Regions from separate parts of the Homo sapiens genome. Here regions 1, 2, 3, 5 and 6 are each linked to region 4. Evidence: chromatin contacts called from ENCODE Hi-C or POLR2A ChIA-PET data. All regions are on one chromosome and are shown on one strand. Each heading gives the region's core, a stretch centred on a gene start or an enhancer-like site at or near the end of the contact. The rest is flanking DNA. Distances are from core to core; before and after follow the strand shown.

Evidence for each region. Hi-C counts contacts between places; a loop is a spot of excess contacts on that map. ChIA-PET counts read pairs that join two places held with the same protein, here RNA polymerase II (POLR2A). Pooled maps may share reads with other maps.
Region 1: a loop to region 4 is called in a pooled map, with 2.7 times the contacts of the local background. The contact joins the enhancer-like site here to the promoter of WBP2 in region 4. A Hi-C loop is called at or near these places in 1 of 50 pooled maps. POLR2A ChIA-PET finds 5 or more read pairs at or near these places in 2 of 52 experiments (HEK293 and activated T-cell).
Region 2: a loop to region 4 is called in a pooled map, with 4 times the contacts of the local background. The contact joins the enhancer-like site here to the promoter of WBP2 in region 4. A Hi-C loop is called at or near these places in 1 of 50 pooled maps. POLR2A ChIA-PET finds 5 or more read pairs at or near these places in 4 of 52 experiments (B cell, Panc1, activated CD4-positive, alpha-beta T cell and 1 more).
Region 3: a loop to region 4 is called in a pooled map, with 6 times the contacts of the local background. The contact joins the promoter of MRPL58 here to the promoter of WBP2 in region 4. A Hi-C loop is called at or near these places in 2 of 50 pooled maps. POLR2A ChIA-PET finds 5 or more read pairs at or near these places in 2 of 52 experiments (A549 and activated B cell).
Region 5: POLR2A ChIA-PET joins it to region 4 with 12 read pairs in WTC11. The contact joins the promoter of ST6GALNAC2 here to the promoter of WBP2 in region 4. POLR2A ChIA-PET finds 5 or more read pairs at or near these places in 2 of 52 experiments (CD4-positive, alpha-beta T cell and WTC11).
Region 6: a loop to region 4 is called in a pooled map, with 18 times the contacts of the local background. The contact joins the promoter of SNHG16 here to the promoter of WBP2 in region 4. A Hi-C loop is called at or near these places in 1 of 37 single-sample maps with no recorded cell type and 9 of 50 pooled maps. POLR2A ChIA-PET finds 5 or more read pairs at or near these places in 4 of 52 experiments (B cell, RWPE1, activated B cell and 1 more).

What each region holds. Positions count from the first base shown.
Region 1 is chr17:75,318,961-75,321,660 of GRCh38, forward strand. GRB2 (growth factor receptor bound protein 2) reads right to left here. Exons shown (of 6, transcript NM_002086.5): 5 at 2,699-2,700; 6 at 1-1,593. The coding sequence ends at 1,408. Among named protein-coding and RNA genes, the nearest start is that of SLC25A19, 31 kb to the left of the region's middle. RefSeq lists enhancers at 793-932, 843-2,042. Within about 2 kb of position 1,376, at least 4 of the 41 ENCODE cell types and tissues checked have a DNase peak (open chromatin) inside an H3K27ac peak, as active enhancers do.
Region 2 is chr17:75,076,500-75,079,199 of GRCh38, forward strand. It overlaps the pseudogene TRIM80P. Among named protein-coding and RNA genes, the nearest start is that of SLC16A5, 10 kb to the right of the region's middle. RefSeq lists enhancers at 1,847-2,076, 1,934-2,700. Within about 2 kb of position 1,337, at least 36 of the 41 ENCODE cell types and tissues checked have a DNase peak (open chromatin) inside an H3K27ac peak, as active enhancers do; they include B cell, where a contact is called at or near this core.
Region 3 is chr17:75,011,341-75,014,040 of GRCh38, forward strand. MRPL58 (mitochondrial ribosomal protein L58) reads left to right here and starts at 1,330. Exons shown (of 6, transcript NM_001545.3): 1 at 1,330-1,532. The coding sequence starts at 1,347. RefSeq lists enhancers at 958-1,107, 974-1,657, 1,198-1,507, 1,558-1,637, 1,658-2,340 and a silencer at 1,123-1,305.
Region 4 is chr17:75,853,950-75,856,649 of GRCh38, forward strand. WBP2 (WW domain binding protein 2) reads right to left here and starts at 1,386. Exons shown (of 8, transcript NM_012478.4): 1 at 1,290-1,386. The coding sequence starts at 1,348. RefSeq lists enhancers at 1,472-1,601, 2,210-2,700 and a silencer at 1,972-2,141.
Region 5 is chr17:76,584,604-76,587,303 of GRCh38, forward strand. It overlaps ST6GALNAC2 (ST6 N-acetylgalactosaminide alpha-2,6-sialyltransferase 2), which reads right to left and starts at 1,257. Exons shown (of 9, transcript NM_006456.3): 1 at 1,081-1,257. The coding sequence starts at 1,205. RefSeq lists silencers at 1,014-1,353, 1,404-1,693 and enhancers at 1,562-2,243, 2,244-2,700.
Region 6 is chr17:76,556,454-76,559,153 of GRCh38, forward strand. SNHG16 (small nucleolar RNA host gene 16) reads left to right here and starts at 1,311. Exons shown (of 3, transcript NR_038111.1): 1 at 1,311-1,404. SNORD1C (small nucleolar RNA, C/D box 1C) reads left to right here and starts at 2,337; the gene lies at 2,337-2,416. RefSeq lists enhancers at 342-441, 931-1,731, 1,132-1,391, 1,732-2,533.

The sequences.
Region 1 (2,700 bases), core at 126-2,625, 530 kb before region 4:
CACAACCCCCGAGACGGTGAGGACAGGCTTCCGACCCCCCTGTAAGCCAGATCCAGTGGGATGTGGGAGAGCTGGGCGGTCACCTTCCCTCTTGCCCCGGTGGCCCATCACACTCACACTGCACCCTGGGCAAGCAGTTCCCTGAACCCCCAAGGGGCTCACAACCCTTAAAGCTGGAGCTTAAAGCCTCCTGGCTTAGTACAAGCAGGAGAACGCCTCACCTTCCACTCCTGCTTTGTCTCCTTTGCTCTACCCTGGCTCCCCTGCCCGGAGGGAAAAATATTTACACAGAGTAGGAGACAAATTGGCTGAAAAGCTCTGGACTGCCTTTAACTTATTTTAAAACAAAACAAATTAAAAAAAAAAAAAAAACACCACTCAGAAGCAACCCTTGAAATAAGGAAAAAGGCACTATGAAAAAACAACATGCTCGATAATCCCACTGGAAGGGCCAACAAAGTGGAAAGAGACAGGCTTTCAGGTGGGCTTTTTTTTTTTTTTTTTGAGACGGAATCTCGCTCTGTCACCCAGGCTGGAGTACAATGGCACGGTCCCGGCTCACTCAACCTCCACTTCCCAGGTTCAAGCGATTCTCCTGCCTCAGGCTCCCAAGTAGCTGGGACTACAGGTGCGTGCCACACCCGGCTAATTTCTTATTTTTAGTAGAGACGGGGTTTCACCATGTTGGCTAGGTTGGTCTCGAACTCCTGACCTTGTGATCCGCCCACCTTGGCCTCCCAAAGTGCTGGGATTACAGGCGTGAGCCACCGCGCCCAGCCCAGGTGGGCTTTCTCAGGAAGCCATGGAAGCAGAGACATGCTTTCCTTCTACCCTACTCTACTGTGAACTTGGACAAAATACACTGGGGGTCTGGGCTGGAAGGCAGATTCCTACAAGTCCCCTCCTCTGGAGGAAGCTAAACAGCAAAGGCATCGAGCGGCCCTGCCCGCTCCTTTTTGTGTGTATATACGAAGAACACAGGAACAGCTGTTCTTCTTTCAGTCATTCCAACTAAAACAGACATTTTGCATAGAGAGAATACCAGCCCACTTGGTTTCTTGTTTTTTATTATTGGCGTCAGCTAGGACTATACGTGGCCTTAAACGTCATGCACTGATGGACAGAAGAGAAAAAAGGATGAAAAAAAAGACAAAGGAGGGGAAAGAGGAGCAGCAGTGAAAATTTGTAATAAAAACTCTTCTTAATTTATAGGTAAGTTTTGGCATTTTTAAATCCAACGCCCCCTCCCACCCCCTAAAGTTCCAACCAAAGTGAGAGGGTCACAGGGTGACCCGGCCAGGTGTTCTGCACTCCCTCACAGGCTGCTGTCAGAGGCAGCTTGTGGGTTTAATTCTTTTGTATGTGTTTTACATTTTTCACTTTCTTTAAATAATTGCTTCTTGACTCTTAGACGTTCCGGTTCACGGGGGTGACATAATTGCGGGGAAACATGCCGGTCTGCCCGTGGCAAGCTCCTTTCCACCAGTTGGGGTCTGAGTTATCCATGACATGGATAAAATCTCCCCGGCGGAAGCCCAGCTCTCCATCCTCCTGGGGATCAAAGTCAAAGAGGGCCTGGACGTATGTCGGCTGCTGCAAAACAGGAGCAGGAAAAACCCACATTGCATTCCTGGTCTGTGACTGGCCACCTCCGAGGCCAGATGGGTTCCAGGGGGAAACGAATGCGTGCCAAATTCTCCATGTTTCTTAAACTCACCTCCCATCTCCCAACCCCCCGTTTATTCTTACCTATTCTAAGTTTACAGGCCAAGCGGGTTTAGTGTGATATTTCCCAGTGCTCAGAAAATATTAGAGTATGTCTCCCAGAGGAGGGTGGCCAACTGTGCCGTATTATCAAGTAGAGGGCAGGCAGTGCTTGGAGGAGAAAGTTCTTCAGAAACAGCCATCTGTGTTTAGGCCGTGGGCCCAGAATCGCAAATCCCTTCTACGACACCCTTAAGGTATTAAAGCCTAAAGTTCTGGAGCTCGAATAACATAAGGGGCTCTAACCGTAACTTACGACCAGGGCTCGAGGGACAGGAACGGGTGCCGACCCCATTCCCTCACAAGCATAGTTTTCCTCATAATTTGCTTCCAGGGACAGGATCTTTGGGTGGGTGTGTTAAAGACCATCTCCCTAGAGAGGCTGGCAAGCTGGCTACACACTGCCTCTGGAAAAGCAAAAACCTTGTATTTGAAACAACAAATCTTTTTTTTTTTTTTTTTTTTTTTTTGAAATGAAGTCTCCCTCTGTCGCCCAGGTTGGAGTGCAGTGGTGCAATCTCAGCTCACTACAATCTCCACCTCCTGGGTTCAAGCAATTTTTCCATCTCAGCTTCCCGAGTAGCTGGGACTGCAGGTGTGCGCCACCACATCCAGCTAATTTTTGTATTTTTAGTAGCGACAGGGTTTCACCATGTTGGCCAGGCTAGTCTCAAACACCTGACCTCAAGAGATCTGCCTGCCTCGGCCTCCCAAAGTGCTGGGATTATAGGTGTGAGCTACTATGCTGGGCCAGAAAAAAGAACTCTTTAGTGTGAATGGAGGGTAACATTTTCAGTAAGGAGCACAGAAGCCCCAGCGGCAATCCCTGAAGGGCGCCCGCATGTTGAGGGGCGCCTCCCCTTTCCTACAGGAATGCACACTGAGGAGCTATTCTTAACTAAAAATGATCCCATCTCACCCTGATGAGGCTTACCT
Region 2 (2,700 bases), core at 87-2,586, 780 kb before region 4:
ACTGTGAGGAAACGCAGAGCTTCCCCCAGCTGCCAGAGACCCTGGCTGAGCTCTGGATGCGGCTGCTGGACATGGGCCTCAGCTTCTTTAACCAGCTCTCAAAGTTCTGGGATTACAGGATTACAGGCGTGAGCCACCGCGCCTGGCCTTTTTTTTTTTTTTTTTTTTTTGAGACAGACTCTCGCTCTGTCTCCCAGGCTGGAGTGGAATGGCGCCATCTCGGCTCACTGCAACCTCCCCCTCCTGGGTACAAGTGATTCTCCTGCCTCAGCCTCCCGAGTAGCTGGGACTACAGGTGCCTGCCACCATGTCTTGCCAATTTTTTTGTATTTTTATTAGAGATGGAGTTTCACCATGTTGGTCAGGCTGGTCTTGAATTCATGACCTCAAGTGATCCGTCCGCCTTGGCCTCCCAAAGTGCTGGGATTACAGGCGTGAGCCACCTCGCTGGGCCCCCACTCAGTCTTGTGTGCCTGAACAAATACAAAGGGAGACGATGTTAGGGTCTGATGGCGGGGGAGGAGGGCGACCTGGGGCAGCACCCACTCACCCTCCAGGCTGTGTCTGAGCAGCGGGCTGAGTTTGGGGACAGGAGCGTGGGTGGAAGCATCCCCTGACTTGTATGCAAATGCCTTGCAAGCCAGCGTCCTGCCCTGGAGGCTGCTGACCCTGCTTCCCCACCTCCACCCGCCAGGTTACTGCAACCTGAACTTTGACCCCGCCACCGCCGGCGACGAGCTGTTCCAGCTCTAGGAGACCCGCTGGGTGCTGAACCTGGGGATCCTCCTGGAGCCCCTGACAGGGGGCGGCCCCTTCCCGGGCTTCAAGCAGTGACCGCAGATGCTGTGCTCGCGCGGCCTGTCCGAGGGCCGCCACTAGGACGGGAGGTGGAGGTGTCCAACTCGTGGGTGTGCCTGGGCGTCACCTACCCCCGCAGCTCCCCGCTCGGCGGCCGCCCGAGCCGCAGCGTGGTCTACCTGCTGGGCCGCAACCCCTTCTCGTGGTGCCTGGAGTGGGACGACAACGCGCAGACCGTGCTGCACGGCGCCTACCACCGCACGCTGGGCGTGGCGCTCGACTGCGACGCCGGCGGCTTGTCCTTCTACGGCCTGGCGGGTGGCGCCAGCCTCTTCTACCGCTTCCTGGCAGCCTTCCTCGAGCCGCTCTACCCCGCGGTCATGGTCAGCAGCGGCGCCTCGGCCACGCTCAAGCGGCGCCCGGAGCCCGCGCCGCCCGTGACAGCACCCCATAAATAAACCTGGACTTATCTAAGCGCTGGCTGGCGCGCCAGGACGGTTCCCGGCCCTGCGCCATCCCACCTCCCAAAACGCAGGCGACCCTTTCTCGCCACAGCCACAGGAGGGCTCTAATCCGGCTAGAGTTCCCCCAGGCACTGGGGACAGTCCCGTGGCCTTGTGGGTGGGGGATTCCTGACTGCGGTGCACAGCCCACTCCCAAACCCCATCCCAGCAGCGTCCTCTGGCCTTGGTTCTCCAGGCTGGTCTTGGCCGCTTGGCACTGGGGCCTGTGCCAAAGGCCTTGTCGTCTGAGAGGGGGCAAGGTTTGGGCCAGGTGGTCAGACTGAGAGGTGGCGCCAGCTGGATTGGGGTACGGGTGGGCTGTCTGAGTGGCTTCATTGTCGCCTGAGAGGTTAAACTGGAGGAGCCCAGGCCTACCTCAGATCCAAAAATGTTGGGCTGGGGACCCAAGCCCAGGCAGGGGTGGGGCTGCTGCCCAGAGCAGAGCTGCTCACTCAGCTGGTGTTTTACAGCCCAGAGGGGGTGTGACACTATCGCGGGTGAGTAAACCTTAAACCCCCTCCACCCTGCTGAGTGCTGCTGAAAGCTGCTCCCCCATCCCCAGCCATCACCAACCCACTCAGCTCCCAGAAGGTAGCACTGCTCACAGCAGAGGGGCTACGTCCATATCCAGGCCTCTGCCATGCGACCAGAGGCTGAATCCAGGCCGAGACCCTGCCAGGGGACCCTGGCCAGGCCATGACTGAGAACTCAGCTCCTCTGTCTGGGGAAGCGGAAGATTTGGGTGCACCATGGAGCCACCTCCACATTTCCAGCCTCAACCAGCCACTTGTTCCTGTGGCTTCTCAAGCAAGGGTTCTCAGCGAGGTTAATGATTGGCTCTGAAGAGGAACTGATACAAATCACTGAAGAAAAAAATCCCAAGGGCAACGAATTCCAGAACCAGCCCACGCGGTGCCCCAGGGGTGTTCCTGAATTCCGTCTCCACCTGGCCTGTTCCGGGAAAAATTAGTGACCCGGTTTTTCCTTCAAGGTGGTCATTTTGGAGCCAGGAGGGCACAGGGGGAGCAGAGTGTTCTCTGAAGGTTGGTGGGGGCGGGGGGGCTCCTCTGAGGAAGCCCTGGCTACAGCCTCGTGGTAGCCTTTCTCCCTGGAGCCTTCGCTCAGCTCTGAGCCCAGTGACTCATTCCCCACAGGCTGCTGCCCCTGTGAAGTAAGGAATGAGCTCGAATTCTTTGCCCCTTATTAAAAGACCTTTTACCCAAAATCCACATCTTGCCTCCCCACCCCACAGTCTTCCTCCTGGCACCAGTGGCCACAGGCTTCTGCAGAGGAGCGCTCAGGTCAGGAAATGCTGAAAAGGTGAGTGCATGACCCAAGTGGGTAGCAGCAGCCGCATACATCTCAGAGTCTTCCCACATCACGGGGCTGGCAAGGACAG
Region 3 (2,700 bases), core at 80-2,579, 840 kb before region 4:
AGAGATGCGTCTATTCCCTTTGAGGTCTTGGGACTAAGTCAAACAGCGCGGGACCCAGGAGACTCTCCTCCCAACCCGAGATAGAGCCCGAGATATGTCAATTGTCACCCCTTTCTAGTCTGAGCTTATAAAGCCAGTGCTTAGAAAGTGGTTTATTCCTTCTTAAAGATTTGCTGTAGCCATAATGCGGAGATGGTAAAAGCTTGGTGTGATGACAATCTCCTGTTTCAATCAGCCAGCATCCCCGGGGGCACATTTTTCTAGATAATTATGCTTGTTCCTAAAAATAGAACTCTTCATTAAGAAACAATCGCTAGCATTACTAATAATTATGAACATTTATTTAGCTTTGTTTCCATTTACCACATAGCCTCTCAACACAGTAACTTAACTAAGGTTTAGCTGTTTTCAAACACTGCTTGCTCTACTGTGAACCTTTTTCAGAATTGGAACTTGTCTGTAGTTCATCCCTTACCAGCGCTATGAAAGGGTTCTAGTTAGCTGGCAGTTCTCTGAATTCTCTCCCTACCTCCCGAGGGACCCCCTCTCTCCTGGCTGGAAGAAAGCATCATCTTGCTCCATAAAGCTGAAGGGCGGGGGACGATGTTCCAGGTTTTGCAAACATTTCTTTCGGTGGCCTGCCTTCTCCTCCCATCTGGTATTTGTCCTGCAGAGCTGCTGGGTATAAGCCAGTACACACACGTGCTCAGCGGGGAATTTGCTCATAGGCTGCCTTGTAAAAAGAGCCTGGCGTTCCTAAAACTCAGCTCTACCAGAACCCAACTTTCAAAAGTACATTCCTACAGAATTCATTTTATCAGTACTCATGGGGTGCCCACGATGTGCCATGTTCTGGGTGCTGGGGATATACCAGTGAGCCGGTGCCCTCCTGGAGCTCACATTCCGGCTAGGAGACAGCAATTAGACAATTAGGACTGAGTGATTTTTGTAAAGGAAGAGAAAAAAGATAAATTAGAGCAGAGTAAAGGGGCTGGGAAGCGCGGGGCGGGAGATGCCCCAGGCTGGCCGGGCAGGCCTCGCTGCTGTTTGAATTGGGCAGTGGGCGGTCCAGGCGGAGGGCACGGACTCTGAAAGGAGAGAAGTGGTGTTTCTGGGGGCCACAAGATCGGGGCACTCTTCCGGTAGCAGCTCGCTCTCTGGCCACCGTCTTCCCCAGCCAACCAGGCCTCCCGGAGGCGGCCGGCCAGAAAGCATCGGCGGGACCCCAGTTTGCCGCCTCCCCTCGGCGGGACCTAGAAACTGCGCGGAACCAAAGCTCGAGGGCGGCTCGAGTTTGCGGACCGCGGGGAGGAAGCGCCCGCCGGAAGCAGTCGCAAGACCTGAGCATGGCGGCCACCAGGTGCCTGCGCTGGGGCCTGAGCCGAGCCGGAGTCTGGCTGCTCCCACCGCCCGCACGGTGCCCACGCCGGGCGCTGCACAAGCAGAAAGACGGCACTGAGTTCAAGAGCATCTACAGCCTGGACAAGCTCTACCCCGAATCTCAGGGCTCGGACACCGCCTGGAGGGTCCCGGTGAGCCGGGAAGGACTGGACGGAAGGGGCGTTTTGTCAGGCTGCTGGGTGACGTTAGGAACCCCAGGCCCATTGGCCGGATGTGGAGCTACGTCGGGGGGCTACGTGATGGTCGCCGCGGGAGGGGGCTGGCTGTCTGCGCTAACCTGGCCGGGAGTGGGGTGCTCGCTGTAGCGCGAGATGTGCAGGAGCCCGGAAGGCCGGCTGGGTATGCTTCTTTCAAGGCTGCCAGCTTTTCTACGTTCGTGTCCTTGGCCCTCAAGACCAAATTCCAGTCCCAAGGGGAAATACGGGCATTCTGGCCCTCCAAGGCGGACAATAAAGGCAAGAGGCTGCCAAGTTGTTTGCTACCCTTTGGGACGTTACAGTGTCCATTGTCTCTAGTAACCCCAGGACGCGCGAATAAAACAGCTTCTCTGTCGTTCCTTCAGGATGCATTTATTTAGCCAGCTGTGTGCAGGCATTGAATCAAGCCCCGGAGCAAGAGAGATAAGACCCACCCAAACCCATTGAGCTTCCACTTACAGGACTGGAAAAGAATATCCATTCATTTGTTCATTAATTCACTCACTCACTCAACAAAAGCTGTGCTAGGCTAGGGGATGGAGTAGCAAACAAAATTGAAATTCTAAAGCTTGTGGAGCTTATGTTCTAGTGGAGGGAGACAAGCAGTAAGTAAATGACTAATATAGAATGTGTGAGGTAGTACTTTGCAGAAAATAAAGCCAAGAAGGAAGAAGTAGTGCCAGAGGTAGGAAGTAGGGTTGCAATTTTAAGTAGGATTGTCTAGGAACGCTGTCAATGAGGTGGCATTTGAATAACGACCTGGAAGAAGCCAGACAGCAAGTCATGAGAATAGGGGGCGGATGAGCATCCTAGGCAGAGGGAAGAGAAAGTGCAATAACCTGAAGGCAGTAGCAATCCCCAGGTGTGGCTCAGCAGGGGTCAGGAGACAAAGCCAAAGAGAGGGATGGCTGGGGAAAGGCCTGTTACTAGGACTTAATGGCCTCCAGCCTTTCCTCTGAACGCAAGGGAGACCTATTGGAGAGCTTGAAGCAGAATGGAATTATCTTAGTTTTACAAGGATCACTCAGAGAGCCTTACAGAGAACAGATAGAGGATGCCAAGATCAGGGAGACAAGTAAGGAGATTGCAATGTAGGGCAAGA
Region 4 (2,700 bases), core at 136-2,635:
CAGGATAATCGCTTGAACCCAGGAGGCGGAGGTTGCAGTGAGCTGAGATCGTGCCACTGCACTCCAGCCTGGGCGACAGAGCAAGCCTCCATCTAAAAAAAAAAAAAAAAAAAAAAAAAAAAGAGAAGAGAAGTACTGCTCAGAGAAAAGAAGGAATTACCAGCAACAGGCTGGGCCCATGAAACTCTGAGCGGGTAAGATAGAGGGAAAGTGAGCATGCTGGGTCACTCTAGGCATTTTCCTCTGACTCATCAAACATTCCCAAGTCACAGGGCAGCTGGATGCTGGCCTTAGCTGGGTACAGGGCTCTGACTCCACGATGTCTCCTTTGGGGACTCAGGTGCCTCCTAAGCTCCTTCTGCCTTCAAGAGGCAATTCAGGGTCGGCATAGTTCAACCCAGGGCTGGCTGGTCTGATTTTCAATACCCAAGGAACAAAAGGAGACAGAGGCCATTTAAGGCTTCTCTTGGCAGAGACTGGAGGAGAGACAGGATGCAATGAGCAAGGGGTGGGGAGGATGGAGTGGAAAGAACCTTGAATTAGGAGAGCTCTGCCTTCCGAGGTGACCCAAACCAACAGGCATTCAAGAGAGAGGCAAGGGAATGACTACGGACCCACACAGTGCCAGGAACTGTTAGACACCTGACAAACGTCATCTGTTTAATTTCACCTCTGGGACCTCAGTTTTTTACCGGGAACCTGAACAGTTCTGGAACATACTGGAAGCCTGTATGCTGGTGGTTAATCCTATTAACTTTGGAGTCAAGACTCCTTTCCTGGAATTACCACCTCTGTTACTTACACAGTTGCGATCTCGGGCAAGTTACTTAACCTTTCTGCCCTCCACTTTCCCTACCTGTGAAATGTGGACAGTAGTAGATTATACTGCACAGAATTTATTAAATAAGGTAGAAAAGGCGCAGAGCCTGACACGTAGTAACGTTGTAGACATCCAATAAGTGACAATTATTTTTGTTTGGGGCTCCTCCCAGCTACTGAAATCACAAGTCTGGGAAGGGGTTCAAGAATCACCCCTAGGCCCCACCGGGGGCCCCATACCAGGTCCCCATGCAGACGTCCCACCCCCGCCTCCCAGCTGATCACAACCTCCCGGGCTCTCCCCCACGGCCCACCCACCTTCCTCCAACCCCGCCCCCAGCCGTTCCCCACCAACCTCACTCCATCAGTGCTCCCTCTTCAGGGGCTTATTCCCCACCACCCACCACCCACCGCCCACTTCCTCGACACCCGAACTTTGGTCCTCCAGGATCCTTCCGCAGTGTTTTCACCTCTCGGTGTTATTGACGATCACTCCGCCGCCCTCCGAGTGATTCTTGTTGAGCGCCATAGTCTCTCCAACAGGGGTCCCGAGACTCAAAACGCAATGAGCTTGCGCCCCTCTTCGCCCCGCCCCTAGTGGCGTCTTCTTATTAGAGTCAGCCAATCAAAGCTCGAGTGCGGAGGCTGGCCCAAACACCTGACCCGAACGTCACGTGGTAATAGTTTACTCCCTCCTTCCAGTTCCTCCTGCGCAACAAACAAGATGAAGACTACAATTCCCAGCAGGCAACGCCCCCGCAGCCTCGGCCTGTCCCTATGCTGGAGGAAGGATGCATTCTGGAACTTGTAGTCTCCTGGATCATAGGCCTGAATTGGTTCCACATTTTGCGTAACCAATCGGCTTGTGCCATCCCCACCCCGCCTCTTCAGCCGGACGGAAATAAACAGTTCCGCTCCTGGCAGGGGCGCGATCTTGGGGACTCCGGCAGCGCGTTAAGGGAAGTCCTGCTGGTCGAATGCGACCTGGACATGGCGTGGGAGCGCCGAGCTGTCCCCTTGTGGATGGGGAGCTTTCGTTCACTCAGCAGACGTTTATGGGGCGCATGCGTGACTCTGGGGCGTTTAGCTGAGCCGGAGGCCCCGGCTCTTGGGGACGCGGTGGGCTGGCGGCGTCGGATCACCCCGCCATCCATCTCACCACTCCCAGCGCTGAGCCCGGGGGGCGGGGAGAGTCCCTCATGGGAAGGGGAGGCCGTGTGCCCCGCCTGGCTCCCACCACGTTCGCAGGCCGGCCGGGCGCCCCTCGCAGCCCCCTCTCCGGCCTCGCGGTGGCGCCGCTCCCCCCTTAGCGCCCAGCGGGGTCCCGGCCGGAAGACTGAAGGCTGAGTGGGACTGGGCACGGCGCGAAACCGGCATCCTGATAACTAGGATTTACAGAATAAGGCTGACTCCTGTCAGCTCGTGACCCAGCCCTGGGCGTCCTCCACGGGGCAGCTGTCATTCCCTAACCGCCCCCCACCAAACCCCTGCACCTCCGAGCTGAATCCGTGAGGCGGAGAGAGGGGGCTGCACTTCCCACGTGGTAGTTCCGGTACTCGTTAATGTTAAGGAATTAGAGTTTGCTTTTCAGTAGACAGCTGCTTTCCTGACTGTGGTGGCCAACCTCTAGATCCACCTGCTTGACTTCGCTTTCCAGGGAGGTCTCCTATGTGAAGAAACAAAGCTGCCTCACTAGAAAAGATCAGGAAACAGCAGCGTTCTGTGAGGTCCTGTGCAATACCAGGTTGGACCTTGCGGGACAAGTACAGTGGGTTAAGGATAGTCATAATGAAATCTGCCCCAATGGTTAGATGTATTTTGGCGCCTGCAATCTCTGCAGTCTTTAAAAAGAATTAAGTCAGACTATGTGCTGATATGGGA
Region 5 (2,700 bases), core at 7-2,506, 730 kb after region 4:
AGTGCTGGGACTACAGGCGTTAAGTCACCGTGGCGGGGCAAGCACCCTTTGTTCTAAGAGTGCTGGACTCCTGATCACTGGCAAGCTGTTTCACATTGTTCTGCAACTTTTGGTGTATCCTTTGACAGCATCTGTGGAGACCAGATACTTATTTTGTTTTCATCCCGTTAGCCCCCCAGCAAGGTTGGTAGGGGGTGCGCAGATGGAAAAGCTCCAGGAAGGGAAAGGCTGGGGCTGGAGGCCTCTCCCTGAGGCTGCCGGGCCCTTCCCTCCTCCCAAACCCAGACTTCGCACGGCTTGGTCCGCCTTTCTTAAGCTAAGCGAAATCGTTTTGCGGCTTCTTCAGTCACCGGAACCACCACCTGCTAGAGGCCGGCTCCCAGGTTCTCCTCGTGGGACACCCAGGAAAGTGCCTAGGGAGGAGGAGGGAGTGGAGCGCAGGACGCGGCGCGGGGAGGAGAACGCGGATGGAGCCAGGAGTCACCCCTCTTTCCCTCGGGCGCCCGCCTCTTCGCGGATCGCGCCCGCACTGGGCTTATCCAGACACGGCGAGCGGAAGCCGGGGAGAAGGGAGCGGGCGCGGGGCGGACAGAGACCGCAGCGGGCGGGAAAGGCGACTGGCCGCGGCCCGACGGAGGGTCCCCGCGAAGTTGGAAACCGGAGACTTGGGCCCCTGCCCAAAAAGCAGAATCTGACGTTACCGAGGGAGAGTTCCCGACAAAAAAGGAAGTTTTTATCTGCTTCGGGGACCCAGCCAGATTTCGACAATAGAAAGTGTACTTATCAGGCCGGGGAGGACTTCACCAACAAGGGGCACCGGGGCGGGTCGCCAGTGCACAGGGGCGAGGTCTTCCTTGGACCCAGGCAAAGGCCGCGGGGTCCGGGCAGCGCGAGGTCAAGGCTGGGAGAGGGTTCTGGCGACAAAGGGCCGCGGCCGAGTCCTCGCTGAGAGCTGCCCCAGAGGGGTCCACGCGGAGGTTGGGCTGAGGGCTGCGGGCCGCCGGGGAGCCCTGGGCTGGGGACCCTCCCCGCGCCCTGGTCGCCCCTGCGCCCTCCCGCTCTGCGCTCGGCAGCCCCTACCTGGCTCCGGCCGCTGGCCCCGGGTACCGCTGCACCGCCGAGAAGTACAGGGCAAAGAGGAGCCCCGAGCAGGCAGCCGTGAGCAGGAGCAGCAGCCAGAAGAACGACCCGCGCGGGAGCCCCATACAGCCCCGGCCCGCGAGCGCCCCGTCCGCTGACGTCCCAGGCAGAAGGGAGAGAACCGGGTGGGCCGGGTGGCACTTGCGGAGGCGGCCGTCTTGCCCTGCCCCGCCCTGCCCGCCGGGTGCCTGCGGCGCCTGCCCGCCCGGCAGCTCCCTCTCGGCCCCGGCTGAGTGGCCAGAGGCTGCCGCACCCTCGGGAGCTGGGCGGCGGGTCCCCCGGGGCTGGAGTGTCGTCCCGGCGCCCAGAGCGCGCGCTCCTTTGGCCCTGCCCCCTGCCCGGGGGACTTCGGCAGCGGCCACTCCTGCCACTGCGCTCTCTCCAGAGCCCAGCCCCGGGAGGCCGCCAGTCTCGGGTTGGGCAGGGCGCTTTCCTCGCGCCGTCCGGGGCTAGCTAGGCGCGGGTAGACGCCGCCACCTGCTGCGCTGGCTGCGCTCTGCCCTCTGCGGGCCCGGCACTCGGCCTCTAGACTCTGTGGCGGGTGGGCGGCGGCCGGGAGGAGATGTGCCCGGCTCCCTCCAAAGGACCCTCAGATCTGTCAGTCTGCGGACGCCAGGACAGCTGGGAGGGGGCGGGCAGGGTGGAGGAGCAAAACCCGACAGCTCAGTCTCTGGGCTGGCGGTAGAGGGGGGAAAAGGGGGTGAGGTGGGGAGCTTGCCGTGATGGGTTTCGTGGGGGAGCTAAGGCTGTCAGCGCTTATTTGGTAACCATCCAGGGTGGCCAGTCCCCTCAATCGCATTGAGTTCCTTTCACAGAACGAGGCCAGTCAGAGAGACCACCTGAAATGTTCAGCACAACGGGTTCCCAAACTTATTGGCACCAGGGACTGGTTTCCTGGAAGACAATTTTTCCACGGAGGGGGGTGGGGGTGGGGGGGTTGGGGATGAAACTGTTCCACCTCAGATCATCAGGCATGAGTTAAGATGCTCTCATAAGGAGCCCGCAACCTAGATCCCTGGCATGCGCATTTCACAAAAGGGTTCGCACTCCTTTGAGACTCTAATGCCGAGGCTGATCTGAAGGAGGCGGAGCTCAGGCGGTAATGCTCCTTCCCCCTCCACTCACCTCCTGCTGCGATGCCCTGTTCCTAACAGGTCTCGGACCAGGCTTGGGATTGGGGACCCCTGGTCTAGCAGGCTCCAGCATCAGAAAGGGCTGGGAAGCTCAGCACCCGTGCTCTCTAAGTGGAACACTCCCTGGCAGTGAGTGATGGATGAGATGGGTGTGCTTCAGTGGCCACTGTTCGGCAAGCTGTGACATGCGGCAGGCTGTGACATGCCCCAGACTCCCAACTGTCAGCAGGCTGCAAGGATGAGAGGGACCTAGGCTACCGTGTCACGGGCCTTTGGCTCTAATCTGTTCTTCATGTATCCGAGGAAGTCTGGGTGCAGCAACAGGTACCTGTCTGATTGCAAGGCTTCCCGAAAACCTCCCAGGGCCTGGGCCTGTGGTCAGGAATGGCCATTCAGTCCATCCAGTCTCAGTACTCCTACCAAGTCA
Region 6 (2,700 bases), core at 61-2,560, 700 kb after region 4:
ATAATAATAATAATAAAAAGAGACTTCTGCTCTTGAAGAGCTTACAATCAAATGAAAGGAGGTAAACATAAGCAAATGTGGTAATTTGAAGATAAGTATCTGCAACATATTACCATCTGCAGGACAATATAACCCACACCGAAGGCCACAGAGATCACTGTTAATGGGTGGATGAGAACAGGGAGACTGGAATGGAGAAAAGGCTCTCGGTCTTGCAAACTTAAACTAGCTTTCAAATAGGTGCAAATTCTGGCCCTGATTGTTGATGTCGTTTTTGCCTTATTTTTATTTCAAAAACGAAGCCAGACCGGGCGCAGTGGCTCACCTTTGTAATCCCAGCACTTTGGGAGGCCAAAACAGGAGGACTGCTTGAGGCCAGGAGTTTGAGACCAACCCGGGCAACATAGTGAGACCTCATCTCTGCAAAATAAAAATAATCAGCTGGGCGTGGTGGCGCTCGCCTGTCGTCCCGGCCACTCAGGAGGCTGAGGCGGGAGGATCACTTGAGCCCGGGAGGTCCAGGCTACAATAAGTTATGATTGCACCACTGCACTCCAGCCTGCGTGCCAGGGTGAAACCTTATCTCAAAAACAAACCAAAAAAACCCAGAAACAAAAAAAAATGAAGCCAAGGTGTTTGCCTGAAAAATAACACTCAGAAGAGCAGTGGGTGTTACATCATTCTCCGTTCTTTTCGTAATTCAGCTCGTGACACTTGCCTTTTTTTCTCTTCTCGGAATGCCCCGGGCCCCTGGGCAGCCGCGGAGGCCGAGCCCCGTCGCTCTCCAGCGCTCCTTGCCGCCCGCGCCTCGGCTTCACCGGCCTCGCCCCAAACTTAAAAACACCTGAGCAGGAGGTTGAACGATTCCCTCGGAATCTCTCCTCTTCACTAACCCAGCGAACCACCCCAAATGCCCCTATCCTCCCCCAAATAAAATCCGCAGAGCAATTAACAAAGATACTCGGCCAAGCCCCGGTTTCCTCATCTGTCCCTGCCCCCTCGAACTTTCTGTGCTTCCCCAGTCTCGACCAGGGACAAACTGTGTTGAAGCTCAATGACTTTCTGGCAGAAGTGAACCTCCAGCTTCGTTTTCTGACAGCCGTGGTTCTTCACAGGCCTGGTTTCCCACTCCGGACCCTCCACTGCCCCTGGTGGCGGCCACCATCTTACCCCCAGCTCCAGGGTCGCGCTGAGGACGCGGCCAGCCCCCAGCCGCCGTAGTTTTGAACTACATTTCCCACCAGCCCTTTCTCAACATCGCGAGAGTTCCGGAGAGATTGCCGAGAAGACTTGCGCGCAGGGGCGGTCTCGCGTTCTTTTCGAGGTCGGCCGCGTGGCTGGAAGACATGGCCACTCCAGTCGGTGTTGAGCACGGCGAGCAGTCTCAGGCCTTTAGTGATGATGGTAAGGCTGCCTGGGTGGGAAAACGGGGTCTTCCTTGACACGACACTAACATACTTGGCTTCCCTTCCTCAGAGACGAAGTGGTGACGATAATCTCGGTTTCTCCCTCATAGGGTGGTTAGGAGGGTTAAAAGTACTGGATGAGAAAATGCTTTCCAAACGTTGAGAAAATGTTACTATGTGAAGGGAGAGAGCTCAAGCCCGTCCTCGGCGTCATAGGGCCGGCTTCTGCGGGGGAGAGCGCCTAACAACCTGGGCAGCCCCGTGCGCCTCCGCCGCGCGTGTGCTGAGCGTCATGCCCAGGGGTCTTCGGTGCCCGCGCACGGGCAGACTCTGACGATGGTGGTTCTTAATTCAGCATCAGGAGTGTTAACGTGTGAAGACGTGATTCCGCTTGGAGTGTCTTGAGGACGGCCCCAATCGGTAGTTCATATTTAGCTTTACAGATAGGAGTCAATAGGATTGTAAACTTCTGGAAAGCCGTAGTTTTAACAACGAGCCTTTTTTCCTCCCCCAGAGGCCTTTCTTTGTTTGGCATCTGCAGAGACGGTGAAAAGCAGAGCTCCAGGTTGAAGGATCAGAGTAATAGATGGAGCCCTTAACATGAGTAAGAGTGGGTGCAGGCAGGGCCTGAGTGGTCACTAGAAATGAGAAAGCACAGTTGGTGCCATCACATACATTCACCTCCTGCTTTATTCTGAAGTTCAAGTATGAGAATACGTGTTGACATACAAGCCAGCTATGGTAAGAAATTACTCAAAATTCAGAATGCTAATTATTTTAATGATAAAAATGAGTAGCGTCTTTGCCCGTGTGATTTGGGGCCACTAGGTGTCATTGTAACCAGCGTGGATCCTCGTTAGGGCATGCAGGGATGAAAGAGACATGGCAAATGAATTTTGGATCGCTAGGATTTAGGAATCTTTGTTATTGGCTGAGCTGAGGATGATTTAAAGTTATCCCTGTCTGAAATGGTATCTTTTGTGAGGAGGTCTGACTTGCTGAGGCTCAGCTGTTTAATACAAATCTGGAGAATAAACCTTAAGGTGGTTTCTGTTAGAATGAAGCCTGTTATCCTTCTCTTTTAGATTAAAGGTGGTGGCTGTGGCCTTGAAAACAGTCATGTGAAAACTCATCACCTTAAGGTGTTAAGTGTAAGGATCTTCATGATGAAATTTCTGTAAATGGTGAGATTTTTAGTACTTTCATAGACTTGAATATGCTTATGGTCCTCTTTAAGTATTGGTTTGTTAGTTTTGGGGATGTGTTGGTCTTCCAGGGTTACGATTGCCCAGAT